Regions from separate parts of the Mus musculus genome. Here region 1 is linked to region 2. The links are chromatin loops, found by intact Hi-C in ENCODE. Cell type or tissue: heart. All regions are shown on one strand. Each heading gives the region's core, and the rest is flanking DNA. Links, peaks and the distances in the headings are about the cores only.

Region 1 (5,387 bases), core at 98-5,097, 55 kb after region 2:
TCCATCCAATAGCTGACTGTGAGCATCCATTTCTGAAGTTTGAATTTTATTCCCATCTGCCAAGATTGGATGCATCTCTACCCTCCCAACGTCTGTGTATTCACAGACTTAATAAGCAAGTCTTATATGTGCTTGTGCTCTGCTGACAAGGACAAACGTGGAACAGAAATTAACACAGGACAGAGGCTTCCAGGCTGGCATAGATGTTACTTAGCATCCTTGAGAAAAGCTGTTTATTCACTTAATGAATTCTCTTGAAGACATTATCAGTACTAATGTCTCCTTTTCGATACTCAGATCATCACAGAATATAATACCTTGTTGAGAGTCAACTTCATAGTGTGGAAAACATCTCTCTATGGATAGACAAAAACACAAAAGAAAACTTGTCCATGGGTTTCCAACAGTAATTGTCTTAATGGATTCAGGGTATTCTATCCACCATTCAAAAATACATATTCAATGTCAGCTGTGTTTCAGACTCAGGACCCTCCAGACAGTATCCAATACAGATACCCACCTACCAATACAGTATGGATATTATTAGAGTTTCTTGCTTTTAAATACTGTGTTCTAGACGCTGGGTGATGGCGCAATCAGTAAAGCATCTACTGCATAAAGAAATGAAGACCTAAGTTAGAATACCCGGCACCCATATAAAAACCAAACCAAACACAACCAACCAACCAACCTAGCATCATAATCTATGTCTGAAGCCCTTAGCTCTGGACTCATTGTCCTCATTCTCCAGGTCCATCTGAAGAACCAAGGATAAGCTAGAGAGTGATGAGAGTGGGAGATGCCCAGTGCTGACCTCAGGCCTCCGTATGCACATGAGTATATGTATACACACACACATGTGCAAATAAAAAATAATAAACGGGCTATCAAAATAGGTTAGTTGGTAAAGTTGCTTGCTGCCATGTGGTAAAAAAGAGAACCCATTCCTGAAAGTTCTCTTCTGAGCTTCACAAGTATGTCATCACATGAACACGCACCTACACATGTATACACACATATGTAAACAAGTGTAATGAAGACTTATTAAAATAAATCAATCATTTAAAATCAATATATGGTAGACACCTTTCAGGTGCTCTTTCTGCTCTTTCAGGGTTAGCACTAAGGCAAAAATCAATCACAGTTGTTCCTCAGAAAGTATGTATTTAGTGAACTTAAAAATCCCCATAGCAAATGTCTACTGAAGCCTCCTGTACTGACTGCATTATATGGACCGAGTAACTCACTGTTCACAACACACTCTTCCAGTTTCACAAGTGAAACCAAAACCAAGTTGGCCAGGCAATCTGCTCATGCACAGACATCAAAGGGATGGTGGAGATGAGGTTATCTCTAAGAGACCACACAGGTCTAGCTGGTTCACTACAGCTGAAGGATTCTTGAAATGCAGGTATCATTCTGTAACCTACAAATTCATAAACCTCAGAAAAAGTTTTGTAAAATAATTTAAACAGTTCACAAACTAATTGACTCCAGGGGAAAACATGGGGCATATTTTCATTAGAAATTATTAGGTACCCTTATAGAAACAACTAAAGTATAAAATTATGATATTTTTAGTGCTTCAACCATGAAACAGTGATAGGTATTCTTTAGAAATAAAGCCATTTTCTATATTGACAATTTCCTATAAAATTTTCAGGAATAGCCGAGGAGCATTGGCATCTGCTGCATCTTAAGGCCTTGAAGCCCCACAAGTCTATAGTATCACCCACACGATTACATTTCCAGATCTACCCAGTTCAGCATTTTTCTTTTCCATCTTAAAGAATATTTTTTTTAATCTGAACACAAAACATCTATCTTTTGCAATCAGTGATAAAAACGAGACTTCAGGGATATTTATGTTAATTACTGACAAATGTCATTTCCCCTCCCTAGAAACCATGAAAAAAACATAAGGCTCTTGGGGATCTACATCATGCACATGGGTATTCCTCATTAATATATTCCTACTTGACCTCTTTTTCTGATGATATGATTCTGTGATGCATAATAATTACTGAGTTGATGGTCTATAAATCAACAAATCGATCCCAGCTTTATGCTATAATTAGATAGGTGAGCCCATAGGTGACCAATCAGGCTTGAAGTAATGAGTTTCCACCACCCCCAGTGTGCCCATCTGTTCCAAATGTTTCCAGTGCTGACACTCCCTCCATAAGTAAGCTGGTGAGGTACAGATCAAATAGTTCATAATCTCACCTTTTGGAATGATCGTCTTGTTATTCTTACCCGGGGCCTTGGCTTCCTAAACCAGGGGAAGTGCCGTGGAGCTAATGTGTTCCTCAGTGTATCTAAAATTAAGTATTCAGTCGGTTGTTAAATTAAGATCTGACCTTGTGCAGCAGAAACACAAGTGTTCCCTGGCACGCAGAAAAGAATTACCCATGACTTCTATTGACTCTCATCAAAAGAAACACAAGCCCATGGAAGAATAATAAGATTAACTGTGTTCTGATTGGCTCAAAGAGTTTACAGAAAACATGATCTGCTGACTCAGCTCCAGGGAGGCTCCGTGCTGGAAGAGCAAGACCTTCTACCCACAGAAGTCAAAGCAGATTGTAGAATGAAATCAAGATGTAAAGGTGTGATTTCCTGTGATTTCAATACCAACTATTTTTTTTCATTCCTCAACTTTTAGACCCAAATCAAATGACATTGGATGCAATGATCTTACACCAATTTACTGTCTTGACTGTGGTTTGCTTTTAAGAACTGCCAGACATGATCTGATACAGAGCTTTCAGCTGTATCCATTCTGACCAAAAATGCACAGCTCAATAAGCAAATATATGGAATAGTGGGTTTTTTTTCAAGTATGTAGCAGATGTAAAGCAAGCAAAAACAAAACAGAAAAATATTTTAGTTTAAGGGGCTATATCCTTAAAGGGCCACAAAATCAGAAGAAAAAAATTAACTACAGCTAATAAAACCTGCTGTTTTATTTACCAGTTTCCTGGTGGGAACAACCTGCCTGGAGATTTTTTTGACAGGGCTATCTTTGTTACCCAACCACTGTCAACATTCACAGAGCCATCTGGCTTCTGTCTGTCCCTCTCCCTTTTCCAGTGACACAACCCTGTCCAAGGATCTCTAGCCTCCAGACTTCTGGGGTTGAGTGACATTTCCCAGCCCTCATCCCACAGCTCCAAATTGTCTTCATTGGCATTGACCTTCCTGCCTTTTCCTACTGTAGGATTCTGGGAGAAGAAACAGGTTAGACTTGAGTTTTCTTTTTACCTCTTTGTCTTTGGTGCCATTGAGGAAATATGAATATTGTAGTAAATCTGCCATTGACCTTCTACTTCAGAAAGACACAGTATGGAAGGAGCAGGCTTCCTGCCTGCCCTTTAGCTGTGATAAACAAGGAGTGCTTCTGTCATCCTTGGAGCAAACTTTGAAAAACAATTTACATTTATAACACTGTAAACTGAAGACTGCAAAGTAAGGGATGGGGATTAAGAGTCATATACATTTTTAAAATTATTAACCTGATGGAACTTTTTCATATAATTGTTATCAAAGACACTCAAGATGCTAACTGCTTCAGTTTTCATACAATGCTGTTTAATGTCTATCTGAAAAATTCAAGTAAATATTTGGAGTTTAGTAGAACTTATGGAAAAAAGAGAATTCAACATGTTCAAATGTGGTTCAGCACATTGCAGTGATGTCTTTTGATCTTAAAGCATTTTGTGCTGTCACATGTACAGAATAGTTACTGTATATTTCTGTCCCAAATCAGATTCAATAGGATATTTAAAGTGGCTCATACACACACACACACACACACACACACTCACAGACACACACAGAGAGAGAGAGAGAGAGAGAGAGAGATGAGAACTTTCGTGACTAAGGACTTGAGGTATTGAATAACACACTTACAAATAAATACTGCTTTACCTCATTGTCTCTATCACCTTTAGAGCATTAAAGCAAACTCTATTTGCTTTAGAGTTTGAGTCATGTGTAGTAGCAAATGCCTGTGATGCTAGCACTGACTGGGGAGGCAGAGGCAGAGGCAGAGGCAGAGGCAGAGGCAGAGGCAGAGGCAGAGGCAGAGGCAGAGGCAGAGGCAGAGGCAGAGGCAGAGGCAGAGGCAGAGGCAGAGGCAGAGGCAGAGGCAGAGGCAGAGGCAGAGGCAGGTGTATCATATGCTCAAGACCAGCTTGGCCTACAGACTAAGACCTCTTCCCAAATAATAAGAAGTATCGAGACTCAATGTACTCACCAGTATTATGGAAACAGTAATAATAATGTGCCTATGTCATCCACAACCTTTATTAGGCCTACTCCTCAAGTACACAGCCATCCATACACATATATAATAACACCCTTTGAGTAAAAAGTGATCTGCTCGTGTTATTAATAATTACTTTTACAACTGCCATTTTTGAAAGTGTCATTTCTCAAAGTGAAAATAAATGAATCTGATTTCAGACAATGTGCGTGTGAAATTGTAAATTAGTAAATAATTTGTGTAAATGTGTCTTTGGTTTGCTGGTGAGGGTGAGTTTCAGAAAGGTATGACTGAAGACCAAAGCATTACTGAATAGCACCACCCTGATGAAGGTAAATGTAATGTGAACGACATCCAGAGACACCTCCCTTCTCTCTATATTTAGGAACACATGCATGTCCTGGTTCAAGGGGATAATTATAGCAAAGGACATGGAGAATCTGAGGTTAGAATGCCTGAGATGTACTTTTAGAGACTGCCCTTGGACTCAGACTCAGCCATTTCTCTTTAGAGGATAAGAGAGTTTGGGTGGTATTGAATGGGAATTCCAAGGGAGCGCTGGAGTATCCCTGTGTCCATATTTAATTAAGGCACATGCAGGCCCTGAGTGCCTCACTTTACCCCCGGGTACTTTATGTTCCTGAAAACAAGCATGAGGTCTGCAGGCTTGTCATCATGAAATGAAATACATCTCTTGCTACCATTACACATAATCCATGCACTGTCCCTCAGATCCATTTATAATACACCCACTGCAGTACCTTTTTATAAAGCCCTGTAAGAACTGCAGACAAAGTTCTGCCTTCTGAAAAAAATGCCATATATATATATATATATATATATATCAATCATTGGGAACAAAGTAGAAATGAAAGGAAAGAAGTTATCAGTTTCTATCTTGCTTCTAAAGTATTTAGATGATTGCCCTGCTTCTTCTGGAAACTGAAGTCCTGAGTCAAATGTATTAGCACCGAACTCCTCCAGGAGAGTCACACACCTGTGGGAAAGTCCATGGTGCTGACATCATTCTAGCCATTTCACAGCCAAGCAGCACCACAAATGCAAATGCAGGAGAGGAAGTTTCAGTGAAATTTCTCAAAGACGTTTTAAAAAGGAAACT
Region 2 (5,387 bases), core at 235-5,234:
ATGTCTACCACACCATCACATCTACACAGAAGCAAGAGGCCTGGCTTTCGGCCCTTGTCCCAGCTCTCCTTATAAATAGGAAGTTGCCTTTAGACAAACCACTAAATCTTTTCTGAGTCTCAAGGAATTGAATGGTTCTTATAGTCCATGTTAGCATGTGTCCTAATTACTGGGCAGAATTGGTAGACTGCAGCTGGTTGGGCCCCACCCTCAAGAGTTCCTTATCTGCAGATACTGAAGAGGCTTAGAATTTGTGCTGTTCGTAGTACCAAGTGAAGTCTATCCTGCTGTCCAGGCATCTACAAGTCTGAAAAACGGCCTTCATGCCAAGAGTCTCTAGTTTCAGTTCCAACTTGACTGACAAGCTGCTACTCTCACATAAGTTCCTGAATTTCTCCTAGTCTCGGCACTCAAGTGAAAAACAGTAAGATGAAATGAGATACTGTGAGAAAAGTCATTGGCACCTGATTGCCTTAGACCCAGCTGATACTCTAGTTAGTGAGGAGAACGGCGCTGTCGCATTCCCAGGGTACCTAGATCTGATATAGTACACATTTGGGTCAACCTAGATTGATGAAAAAAAAAGGCTGACCCTCAGGAGGCACTATTAAGAATATTCTGAAACCTTCACAAAGTCAGTAGCCTGATCCCACAAGCACCATTCAGACCCCAGCTTCTCCTCATGGGACCTCTTTGTCCCATTGTCACTGAGACAGGCACCTGCTCCCCTCTCCCCTCAGCTGCTTGGAAATTTTCCCTGCGGGTAGGACTGGTTTACTCTCTCTGCTCAGTACCCTTGTGACTCCAGGGACAGCTGGCTGGAACGGTGAAGTGGGAGAAAAGTTAAGCATCCCAGAAAGGAATCAGAGTTGGTAAAGAAGACAGCCGCACTAATTGGGCCGATAAGCCATTGGCAGGATCAGCAGAACCTTTGGCAGCATGAGGTGGAGCTCGGCAACAGCTGACAGCAGGCTTTGCCCTTTGGTTCTTTCTGCTGTCATAACATTATGACATTAAAATGCCTTTGTCAGGGTATTGTTGTAGGTGTCTCCATGTCCTGGCTTCTTATGAACAGTTGTATTCTTATTTTGAAGGAAATTCTTTAGTAAGTATAATATGATGTCATTCTATGACATCAGGCTGAAACAAATAAGCAAAGCAAATCCAACTCTGATGTTCTCAGAAGAACTGACTAGCTCAGATCTTGACTGGTCATGGGTTCCCTCCTCATCTCCTCCTCTGGTTCCTCACTACTACAGCCGTAGTGGCCTTGGGAGATCCTGCCTTGGTCCTAGTGGCCCTTCCCGTGATGCCTGGCTGACACAGGCAATGCTCACACATATCTAGCTACAAATGTGGGGCATGAAGCTATCACTGAGATCACCACAGCTCCCAGATCGATACTGGAGAAAGCTGACCACCACGAACCTTTTTGATTATAAGTGACTTCAGTGGAGCACACGGGTTTTTGAGCAGTTGTTCCCGGCCTGTTTTCTTCCATGAACTCAGGGTTGCTTTCAACATTCTACTGCTGTAATGACTTTCCCGGAGATCAGTCTCCTGAACTTCCTTTCAGAGATAACTTACTGGGATATTCAAAATGACTCTTCCTTGGGCAACACACAAGGGCTTCCTGGACCCGAGTTCTCCAACACAAGTGTGTTTCCTAGTCTCAGAATGCCCATCAGGAAGTAGGAAGATTCTCAAGAGATGGGTCTGTACATGCACTCTTAACCACAACCCTTAGTGGGTTTCATCATTTAGAACTATACGCAAAAGTGTGAATTTTCTTTGAGGAAAACTCTAGAACATCTTAAAACCTCAAAAGAGAGGATCTTTTTTTTTTTTTTCACAAAAAGGAACAAAAAATTGAGATCCCTCAATGGATGGATGGATGGATGGATGGATGGGATGGTGGGTGGCAAAAGAACCCTGAAGAAATGTTTGTCTGTGCAAACTAACAAGTTAACGACAGAACAGGACAAAGAACCAGGGCTCCTGTCTCTCGTTCCCACATTTTCCTCACAGCCTTGGATTTGTGGTCATTGGAAACATGAAACTAACTTTATTGCTGCCATTATTACTGTCAAAGAATCAGGAAATGGATTTATTTCTCTTAAAAAAAATTGCATCAGAAACATGCTATACAACTTCAGTGCCTTAGAGTATTTGATGACCCCTTCAAACCCACACTCTGGTTGGGAAACACTTTTTCTCTCCAGGTTCCCATTTTTTTAAATTAGAAGCAAAAATATAACAAAACAACAAAACAAACAAACAAACAAACAAAAAACAAAAGCTAATAAAACCAAAAATAAAAAAAAAAAATTTTTTTTTCACCAGGAGTGAGACCATTTTGGCCTAGAAAATATTTCTGTAATGGATACCATTGAGTTATAAGAAAGCTAAAGCCATAACTACTGCGAAGCTACAGAAAACAGGGCTGTCTGTCTTTGGAGTGGGGGTGGGGATCAAGACGATGGGCACAGATGGGTATGGTCCTCAGAGCCTACCTTTCCACATTCCCCCAGCCGTTCCTTCTCCAAAAGTTTTTGGGACTCCTTTTCCCAATACGCCATCAGCGCCTCTCGGCTGAAGTTTCCTGTTGGGGTTTTCTCTGTCAGACTCTTTTGCCTTAGCCCCACAGGAAGGTTTCGGTCAGGTTCAATGTCTTCCAGCTCCCTCTCAAGCTCCTTCAGCTCTTCAGGTGAGAGGGAGGCCAGAAGTTCATCCTCATCAATGGATTCATATTTACTAAGTCCCCTTCTGTAGCCAAACGTAGACATGGTCCCGGCCTTGTCAGACTCCCCAAGAGCTTAAAGAACCAGGCATTCAAGGCAAGCAGAGGCAGACAGGGAGGCGAGCGAGCGTCAGGCTGGTCGGGCTGGTCAGCAGCTGGTGTGAGGAGTGGCCTCAGGAACCTTTTAAGAGCGGTGATGCAGGGCCGTGACAATGTGGAGAGGGTGAAGGCATGGGCTGTTTTAGGCATCAGACGTCAGCTAGACATTTGAACACAAAGAATGTCACATCAGTGGTGGATGGAGGTCTCAGAACCAGCAGGGATTATTCACACAGTGGCCAGAGCCATATTTAGCTTGTGCCTGATAGCTGGTGAGGCCAGGCGGAGTGTCTCAGATAGGAGGTGCCATGGTTCTCCTTTCTTTGTGTTCAAACAACGGAGGATAAACTTTGTTTTGAGAACGTCTTACCACAGACACTGAGGACGTGAACGGATCCTTTCATTAGGAACTTAGGGGTTGGGAAATAGCCCCACATTGTCCTGTGGGTAGTTAGTCTGGTTCTTTTATAAACATACCCTGGGTGGTGTGATGGGGACGGAAGCTATGATAAAACAGGATTTTATCATTTAGTGCTTTGCAGTATCTGTCCTGTGATTTTTCTAGCTGCCTGTACTTTAGACCCTCATTTACAGATTTTGGCAATCGAGATTGAGAGACTAAGGGAAAAAAATTGAAAGCCGACAGCTGGAAGGGCAGGAGTTGTCTCCACTTCACCAAATGGCTGCCTTCTCCTTCCTGTATGTGAATAGAAACTGGATTATTCCAATTTATCAGAGACTGTCACAGGACAGTCCAATGCTAAGCACTCTGCACGTTTTATGTCATTTAGTCCCATAATCTTATGGGGAGTATTATCCTTGCCCATATCTGACAAGCATAGACCCCTGGAAGGTTGAGTAACTAGCCTAGAAAAACAGAGCTAAGGAGTGGAAGGGTCTATAATTTTTAACCAAAGTGGTATCTGGATAATTTTTAATTATACAAATGTATTCACTCTTGTGAAGATATTATACTATTTATAGAGTTTGTAGGATTTCATAATAATTATAGACTACAGATGTATAAGACTGTAGTAATGTGTGTGCATAGGAATATACATATCCCGACACATGCACAACATAGAGCATGTAAGAACTCAGCTGTTGGTGATATTCAGGTTATTTCTAGGACTGGGCTATGACTAACGATGTTGCATGCACTTACCTGAAAGGCTTCTAATTCTCTCATGGCTTTTACTGCTCTGTAGTAGAGCTTTGGGTTATAGGACAAAATGACTTGTAAGGAAGTTGAAAACCCATTTTCTAAGATGGCTCACCCGTGCTTTTCCCACAGCAGGCGGAGAGCACTGCCATTTCTGTTCATTGCCTCTTATTGTTGGTTTTCCTGGTCACAGCCATGTCCGGTGAGAACCGGTCGGTGGTTTTCAGTTTCCTATTACTAATGGAGTATAGTTTCATGTGTTTAATGGCCCTTAGTAAAATATGCAAGTTTTGGGCTTATTTCTAAATTGAGTTGTCTTTTTACACCGTTGTGAATTGTTTATGTATTCGAGAAACAAATACTTTGAGGAGACAAGTGGTTTTTGGTCTGCCTTTTAGTGTTTTTAGAAGAGTGATTTGGGGCTGAAGAGACGGCTCAGTGGTTAAAAGCACTGACTTCTTTTCCAGAAGTCTTGAGTTCAAGTCCCAGCAACCACATGGGGGCTCACAACCATCTGTAATGATTCCTCTTCTGGTGTGTCAGAAGACAGCGACAGTATACCCACATACATGAAAGAAAGAAAGAAATCTTAAAAAGAAAAAAAAAAGTGATTTTTTTTTTGATGAGCCTTTCTTATTCTATTGGTGTTTCTCAGTGTTTATAGTTTAAAAATCAATTTCCTAATCCCCAGGCACAGAGATTTACCCCTGTGTTTTGCTCAAAAGTTTTTCAGATTTTGCTTGTTAGGTTTAGGCTTATTTTGATAAAATTTTTATCTGTGTAGAAAGTAATATATATCTATATCTATATCTATATCTATATCTATATCTATATCTATATCTATATCTATACTCTTCTGTAAATTATTTGTCAAGAAAACTCTCTTTTCTGCTAAATTGTTTGGCACCTCTGTGGAAATGTAGCTGATCAGTGATGTAAGGCTGGGCTTCTGGGTGGTTCTGGTCTGCAGCTGTGTGTCCACCTCTCTGCCAACACTCTTTACTCTCATGCTTTGTAGCTTTGTGATGCAGTCAAATTAGGGAGTCTGAGTTCTCTCAATTCATTCTTCGGCATGAATGGTTCGGCTAAATATGTTTCGTTTTAACTCATAGAGTTCTGCCTTCAGAATCAAACAACACTATCCAGAAATGACATTCAGAGACCAAATACTGAAACTATGTATGATTAATTAATTTCTAAAAAATTACTTTTATGTTTTGAAGATACAGAATAGTTGTTCATAATATTTGAGGCTCAGTGTGGTTTGGATTTACTAACATGTTGAGTGATGAGTAAGTCAAGTTTACTAACATCATTGGGTTTTATTTTTGATCTTGAACCATGGGCTTTTGTGGAAGACATGGTGTTTTGTTTTGTTTTTTTAAG

The links. A loop is a pair of places that touch in the nucleus more often than their neighbours do. Peaks named below come from ENCODE experiments on the same cell type or tissue, not always from the same donor. Only the 100,000 strongest peaks of a DNase experiment are listed, where the experiment ranks them.
Region 1: a loop joins it to region 2, with 2.6 times the contacts of the local background. A loop is called at or near these places in 4 of 42 quality-filtered maps.

The regions. Positions count from the first base shown.
Region 1 is chr6:24,540,290-24,545,676 of GRCm38, reverse strand. The region is part of intron 1 of Asb15 (ankyrin repeat and SOCS box-containing 15); the gene reads right to left. Among named protein-coding and RNA genes, the nearest start is that of Asb15, 15 kb to the right of the region's middle. In heart, for the core only: no CTCF peak of the experiment used is centred there; DNase peaks (open chromatin) are centred at 2,436 and 3,086; H3K27ac peaks cover 326 bases.
Region 2 is chr6:24,595,282-24,600,668 of GRCm38, reverse strand. It overlaps Lmod2 (leiomodin 2 (cardiac)), which reads right to left and starts at 2,898. Exons shown (of 3, transcript NM_053098.2): 1 at 2,514-2,898. The coding sequence starts at 2,786. In heart, for the core only: a CTCF peak has its summit at 3,134; DNase peaks (open chromatin) are centred at 848 and 2,978; H3K4me3 peaks cover 3,414 bases; H3K27ac peaks cover 4,035 bases.